Linked DNA regions of Mus musculus: regions 2 and 3 are each linked to region 1. A link is a loop called in an ENCODE intact Hi-C map of the cell type or tissue named here. Cell type or tissue: heart. All regions are shown on one strand.

Region 1 (2,500 bases):
GCTGCTGGCTGTTCCTGTTTGGAAAGTTACAGTGGGTGACGAGTAGGAAGGGCCAGGGGTCCCGGAGGTCAAGACACTCCTAACACAAGTTGTGTTAGGAAGGATGAAGGGACAGTCCTGCCTAGGTGACTGTGCTGTCACCCTGTCCTCTGTGCTCAGCCTTGAGCTCATTGGCTGGAAAGAAGGAGGGATGGATGGATAGAGGGAGGAGTGGTAGGTGGAAGAAGGGAAGGAGGGGGAGGGAAAAGCGAGTATGGATAGAATGAAGGCGGGAGAAGAGAGAGTGGAGAGACGGCCCTGAGATGGATATCCAGGCTCCAGCAGCGGCATCTCAGAACGGTTGGCACGTTTGGCCTGTCTGTGAGAGCTCGAGCCCGGGATTACCTGTGGATATTCTGGTAAGAGACACTGGCCCCCATTGGTTATGTCTTTCCACGGATGGTACAGTGGTAGATGTGAACTCAGATTAATAGACTCATAGTGAGGGGTAGGTTATGACATGTGCACCACAGCTGTGCCTGGTTTCCTGTGTCACCGTCCCTGCACAGGACGAACCTGACTGTGTACCAAGCTGTCCACACTTGGATTTACTCTGACGGCTGAGTCTTCATGCATCTGCAGAGGGCTGCCTGGGATTGGGACCAGGTCAAGGCTGAAGGCAGACATCTGGAGGAAGTTTCCAGAAAGCCTGCTAGGGCATACACCCTTCAGAGGTCTTCGTTGTTCAACTTCAGGAGGGCTCTACTTCGCAGCTGTAGGAAAGGGTTTCCCGATGCAGGCGTGCACATACCTGGCCAGCCCGAGAGCTTCCCGGTTCCCTGACTGGGGGTGGACAGGAGCCTTGGAGCCATTGTGTAGAGTGTGCCAGACAAAAGGGTTCTGAAATCTCTCAAGATGTGTCTGTTGTTCATTTGGATGACGGCTTGAGGGAGGAAGTGGTGTCTGGGCACGGAGTGAAGCCAAACTGAGCGCTTTCTACTCGGGCATCTAAAAATAAAGGCAACGGCAATGCCTGTCCCCACACCTCCTCCTGGCATCCAGGAGAGTCGAGAGAGCTTCAGATTGGAGGACACTGGGGGAGACTCTGCAGAAACTGGAAAGCAAATCACTTGGCTGGATTTTCAAAGTCGGTTCGGCTTTCGTTCACTCCATCCCAGGATGTGGGCTCCTGGAAGCTGGAAATAGGCAGGGTGCCGGTCACTGGGTGACACGTGAATGAGTTAGAGAGTTAGGGGTGTATGAGCCACCCCAGCATCCACCAGATCCTGATTATATGGGAAGAGGTATCTTTCTTGTAGAGATGTGGAAACTGAGGCTCAAGATGTTGTGGCCTTTCGGAGAGGTCAGCTGGTGGGTGGTGGGATTAGGGCTGAGTTTGGGTTGGCTTGTTTACAGCAGTGTGGTCTCCTTTCTGTGTTAACAGATGATCCACTTATAAGATACTCTCCCCCTAGCATTGCGGGCCTTTCGCTGTTGTCTAAGTGGATGTAGGACCTGGGTTCAGGACCTAAGCATGAATAACCCGGGGCAGATCTTGCCCGTTTTTTCCAGGTCACGGAAGTCATTTCTCTTCCTGTTACCTGTTAGCAACAGTGGCGGCATCAGTGATGGGCGTTTATGGGGACTGTGGTGTACCAGGAAGTGGCTGTTTATATTCTAAAGCTGAGCTGGTGTGAGCACATGATGCCCAGCCGTGAGAGCTTGCAGATCCCTTCGTCTGCCCCAGCCATTCCCGCCAGGGAAGTGTGTGGAGATGAAGAACAAGGTGGCCTGGGCCGTGCCAGGAGCCTGCCAGTCTGCACAGTGAGATCGTCAGCAGGCCTGTCCCAGGCTTTTGAGGACTGAGTCAGGTCAGGTAACGTGACTGGCACTGAGCCTGGCACACAGAGGCTGATGATCTGCAGAGCTGTACCTCGGTGTGGGACCAAAGGACACAGCCCTCATCATCAAGGAAGGCAGCTGGTCATGATAACCCTGGGAGACAATGACTGGAGGTGGTCCCATGGTGCTGGTCACAAAACCGAAGGAGGACCGGCTCGAGTTATCAGCTGGCTAGCACATGGGTGGTGAATTTGACATTCATCCCCCTGCCTCCTTGATTTTTTTAACACTTGTTTCTATGAGAACTGAAAGCTGAAACAGTTAAAACTGTCTTATTCTGTCAGTAGGTAGGACTCATCTGCAGATGCAGGAAATGACTTTTTAAAAAAGTCCCATGCGCCTATTCAAAGTTGCCTCTCTAATAAAGTTTCCCTCTTATGCATGTTACTTGTGCAGTTTTGAGTATATGTTGATCGTGTTGATCAATTATGTATTCATAACCAATAATGATATACTTCAGAAGAAACTTCTGACGTGTGTAAGAGCTTTATGACCACATTAAAAAGTCTTTGAGGGAGGAACAGTTCTGTACATACATTTCCTTAGCTCAGTGGTGTTGTAGAATCGTTAGTAAGAGACTTTCCAGTGTAAAATACCCTGACAGTTTAAACATCTCCAA
Region 2 (2,500 bases), 79 kb after region 1:
CCCTGTCCCTGCACTATGGTGTGTAGTCAGCATTTGATCCCTTCTGCTGAGCATCTCCAACATGGCTCACTCCCGCTGACGGCTTGACCCACAGCAGCCTGGGCTGACCGTGCCAGAGCAGCCATGGCTGGGGAGTGGCTCAGTGTGCTCCAGAAACATGAGGACCCAAGTTCAGACCCCCAGCACCCACATCAGAGCAGACACAGCAGTGTGCAGCCCTAACTCCAGTACTGGGGGCAGGAAGTAGAGACAGATGGATCCCTGGAGCCTGCTGGCAAGTCAGGTTCAGAGAGAGACCCCCGTCTCAAAAAAAAAAAAAAAAAGATGGAAAGTGATTGAGGAAGGCACGATGACTGCCCCTTCACCACTCCATGTACAGTGTGTATATGGGTACAACACACAAGCACACAATAATGACACTACAACCAGTTCTTGGTATGATCTTATCAGGACTTGAACTAGGGCACCTCTTCAGCTCCCACTGAGGCAACAGGCCCTGCAAGCCAGGTAGTAGACTAGGTTCCATGCCTTTAACAGTTTATCTCTTACCAAACAGAAAGAGTTTAAAGCAAAGATGGCAAGAGGTGAATCTGTGTCCCTTTTGTAATTTAAATTCTTTCATAATTTAAATGCGTTCTCTCCACGCCGGAGCGGAGGAGCGGGTACTGATTTTGTCTTGACCTCATTGTAGGGAAACTGAGGCACGGAGAAGTAAAAGTTTCAAATGAGCTGATCGTGAGGGGTGGGACTGGGATGCAGACCTGGGTGTCCTGGGTCCTCCTCTGACCTGTTAGAGCCTAGCCAAGTCAGACAGTGGGGTGCGTCATTTGGTTAGGGCAAGCACAACAGCAGGGTTCTCCTCCCATGTGAACAGAAAGGGGTGCCCGGCAAGGCCATCCAGGCAAGAGAATTGGCTTGAGTGACAAGCAAGAGTTCCCCAGGCCAGGAAGGAGTCCCTAGGGTCCAACACACACAGAGAGGAGGACCTAAGATCTGGTTCCGTGTCAATGCTTGTTTTCAGAGGAGTCAGGGAGAACCTTGATCCTGTGTCTTACTGTCATGTGCTAACAATACCATGGGCCCCTCCCTCATTGCCCTCCTCCCTCATCGCCCCCCTCCCTCATCGCCCCCCTCCCTCATCGCCCCCTTTGAATGAAAACCATTTCCTACCATACTTCAGGGACCTTGGGAGAAAGAAATGGCAAAGCTGCACCCAGTTCTGACAGACCCTGGCTGTCACACCACCGAGCCTGTGGGAACCCACTTTTCCTGTGGATTCCCCCCTCAGAGCAGGGAAGGTGGGAGCGTAGTCTGGTGCGTTGCTCATTTGTGTGCTCGCCAGCCTGCTTGGGTGCAGCCACAGGCATGGCCTGTTGTGCTGAACTCTGTGAAACCCAAGCTCTGGGAAGTCTAGGGAGTTACCCAGCTCCGACTGAGCCTGCAGAGTCTGTATAGACCAGAACGGACATGGTCACTAGGCCTGGTCACGTGTGGCCTCCTGTGGCGCCCTCCCTGGTCTATCCAGGGTATAATTAGAATTGAGAGTCTGAACAGGGAGTTCTAGCCTGGGCTGCTGCGCCTTGGCTGCCCATCTCTCCTGGGAGTTCTGGTGACTGGGAATAGGAGCTGCTGGTTCTCCCTAGCCTGACCTGGCCTGACAGCCTGGTGTGCCTTCTCCGCACTAGAGAGAAGGGTGAGGACAGACCACCAGGCTCTGCCCACTACCCCAGAGTGGTTAGCTTCGTGTCATCCATGTCACCGCATATTTTCTCTTCCTGCAGCTGTGCTGTATTGTCACTCCAGACTACTGAGCAGGACTCAAGCCCCAGAAGGCTACCTGTCCCAGCCTCACCCTGAGTCAGGCCTGGTGAACGATCCTAGAGAGAGATGGGATATTCCTCACCACACTCCTCATCCTGTCCTTTCATAACGGCACGGTCATTCATTGCTGGTGCTGCAGTGTAGTGCTTCCATCCCTTGGGGACACAGTGTGGAGGAACCAGAGAAAAGACCATTCCCGTGGACCACCCCCCCCCCTGTGTTGGAGCCCAGTCACTGCATGTTGGGGGGAAATTTCAGCAGTCAAGCAACCAGGGATACAAGGTCATAGGGAATCGCATGTGTACCGGTGTTCTGTAAAAGCAGAGAAGAAAAAGGGAGATTCATTTATTAAAAAATAAAACGGTGAAGATGGAAACAGAAATAGACTGAGAAAAGCCAGTAAGAGCCCGGACATGGACCAGGGAATGGCTGTGACTCAGAACATGTCTGCTCCTCAGTGTGTCTCCTCCGCTGGGTCCTGGCTGCACGCCAGACTCCTGACAACCCAGCTTAGCTCATTCGGTCCCCTTTCAAAGGTTCCAGCTGGTGAGTGGTTCAGCTCCTGCCCTGTGGTTACCTGCAGAGTGCACAGGATACTCTGTGTGGCCTGGATGCCAGCGGTCGTTCCTGTGTGAGATCCCAGCCTCATGCTGGTTGTGAGGTAGAAGAGTGGGAAGCG
Region 3 (2,500 bases), 87 kb after region 1:
TGGAAGACTTTCCTACCCACACATCATCCCCATGTCTGCCCATCTCTCTCTCTGAGCCCCTGCTCAGTTCCCCTGCTCAGTTCTGTTGCTAGAGCCATGCTGCTGCTGTTCGCTGTCCTGCTCTGAGTAGCCACACCTCGGGGTATAGCTCAGCAGAAGAACCACTGTGGCTCTGTCCTGTCTCCCACTTCACCTAACTTCCTGTCCCTACTCTTAAGGCTGCCTTCCCCCACCTTGGGAGCCTGGCTCAGTCTGCCCGGGATGCTGTGCAAGCTGCCTGCTGGGCACACATAGATAGCATCTTGCAGCTCAGAGGGCCACGAGCTGCTTCTGTTAAGAGCGTACCGCAGGCCACCCTCTTGGTATATCCTCACAACTCGCTTTGCACATCTGAGAGGAAATAGCGCACCGTCACGAGGGCTCTCAAGAGAGATCCATCCTCGAGACCTCATCCAAGCCTTACACCTACAGATGCCGTCCCCCTGGGGTAAGGGCCTCCATGTATGTGTTTGGTAGACACACATAGGCAGTTTGTAGCAGAGCCAACAGAAAGCACACCAGATTGATGTGTCATGGTTTCCTGGCCTCGGGTCCATCAGTGATAGGTGCTGGCTGGACTCCCGAAGAGGCATTTGAGAGGAATGTCTCAGTCCTACTGGTTCAGAGGAGATTTGAGGAGAGAGCCCACATCTCCAGTGTGCTGAGACCCTTCCTTCTGCATGGCTGGGTGCCTCTGTCTCTGCGTGTAAAGGAATCTTGCCCAGATGTCAGTACAGAGTGTCTGGAGAGACACTTTGGGGGTGTGGGGACAGTAAGCATGTAAGGACTTAGAGGCAAGAGGGGCAGTGGCTATGCAGACCACCCTTAGGTCCCTGTAGTGTTCTTAGCAAGGCCCCACATTCTCCAGGGTGACCTAAGTAGCCCCATGGGGAAAGCCTTCCGGATAACCCTATTGGCAGAAGTGCTCCCTGAGAGAAGACTAAAAATGGAAGCTCAGACGCCATGACTTTTTCCAGATCTAGGTCATTTTCATCTCCTGGCAGATGTTTACGGGGAAATGTCTATAAACAGTATCAGAACACCAGGGGACAGTCTGTGCCAGGGGTTGGCCCTGCCATGGGAAGCCATCATCAGCTGCAAGGACAGCTGTCTGCTAATGTCAAGAGCCATGTGGGGGTATCCTGGCTGCTTGGGTTCCCAGCTGCAGCAGCACCCCAAGGTGCTTTCCCGAGTAAGCCAGGCAGGAAGCAGGCAGACTCCAGAGCAGCCGCAGCACCCTTCCCATCACCACCGAATAGCTCCTCTGTGACAGAGGGGAACCCAGCCTCGGGATAGCACACAGCCGGCACTACTGGCAGTGTTACACATTGCCTGACATGCACCTTCAGTTGCTATGCCTCCCTGATCATCTGCCCACTTTTTAATCGCTGGGAATTTGACAGTTATGGGGCGAGGGAGTTGCTGTGTAGCTTGCCACAGAGCCTGGCTCACAGCTGCTCCAAGAATGGAATTTAGGATTCCATCAGATTGGGGCACTGCTGAGTCACTGACAGTCAACCCCTAGGCGAGGTCATCACCCCCCAGGGAGGCCATCTAGCATTCAGGTATGTGCAGAAGCACACATACACGAATGCAGGCATGCACGCATGCACGCATGTCCGTCCTCTGTTGCTATCTCAGCGCCAGGCACTCTCCCAGTCCACAGCCATCCTTGGGCACATGAAGACCCATTGCATTCTGAGGTCTGGAGGACAGAGGCCAGGGGAGACAGGAAGTTTGTCACCAGAGAATATCTTATGTAGAGTGGGCAGGGTGGGGGGACCAGTGCCTCCTACCTTTCAGGGATATCCAGTGGCATTGAGTTCAGAGAGGGTTGAAATGAAGCTACAAAGAGGGAACTTCTCACGGGGTCCTCGTGTGTATCCCAGCCTGGTGATCCATGCCTCTGCCTTCCCCAGCTCCATCATCAGCCCTCACTAGACTGTTTGCTTCCATAGACCTAGAACCCAGTGCACACACATGAGCTCTACAGGGCAGTCAGTCCTTCTTCCCTCCCTCCCTCCCTCCCTCCCCACCTCCCCACCTCCCCACCTCCCCACTTACAGAAGCTACATAACACAATTTATCAAAGCCCCATACACCTGCACTTGCTAGTAGATACTGCTTGTAGCAAAAAGAGTGGGGCTTAGCTGGCCTGTGCTGGATAGTGTGTCCTATCACCAGGGGCTTTCAGTCTGTCGGGTCTACAGCATCTGTGTTCTTGGCTGCTTCCCACACTGTTGCCTCATTCTTGTAAGAAGGTTGAGAGGACATCTGTTCACACCTCACTCCCGGCCTGGCACACACTGGTGTTTCCACATGGCTTGGATTCTGGCTTCTGTCCTGCCCAACTGGGCTTCAGGCACACTGTGGTTCTGTGGTGGCTGACCTGAGGGTGACAGTTGGTCAGGTGGCCATCTTTCCAGGATCATTAGCCTTGCTTAGTGACCCCGGAATGTGC

Evidence for each region. Hi-C counts contacts between places; a loop is a spot of excess contacts. Peaks named below come from ENCODE experiments on the same cell type or tissue, not always from the same donor. Only the 100,000 strongest peaks of a DNase experiment are listed, where the experiment ranks them.
Region 2: it touches region 1 in a loop (2.0-fold over the local background); 3 of 42 quality-filtered maps call a loop at or near these places.
Region 3: it touches region 1 in a loop (7-fold over the local background); 3 of 42 quality-filtered maps call a loop at or near these places.

The regions. Positions count from the first base shown.
Region 1 is chr12:102,672,779-102,675,278 of GRCm38, reverse strand. The region is part of intron 2 of Itpk1 (inositol 1,3,4-triphosphate 5/6 kinase); the gene reads left to right. Among named protein-coding and RNA genes, the nearest start is that of Mir1936, 11 kb to the left of the region's middle. In heart, no CTCF peak of the experiment used is centred here; DNase peaks (open chromatin) are centred at 1,039 and 1,768.
Region 2 is chr12:102,593,769-102,596,268 of GRCm38, reverse strand. All of the region lies in intron 4 of Itpk1 (inositol 1,3,4-triphosphate 5/6 kinase), which reads left to right. Among named protein-coding and RNA genes, the nearest start is that of Chga, 40 kb to the right of the region's middle. In heart, a CTCF peak has its summit at 1,518; a DNase peak (open chromatin) is centred at 2,328; H3K27ac peaks cover 924 bases.
Region 3 is chr12:102,585,391-102,587,890 of GRCm38, reverse strand. The region is part of intron 6 of Itpk1 (inositol 1,3,4-triphosphate 5/6 kinase); the gene reads left to right. Among named protein-coding and RNA genes, the nearest start is that of Chga, 32 kb to the right of the region's middle. In heart, no CTCF peak of the experiment used is centred here; DNase peaks (open chromatin) are centred at 1,100 and 2,340.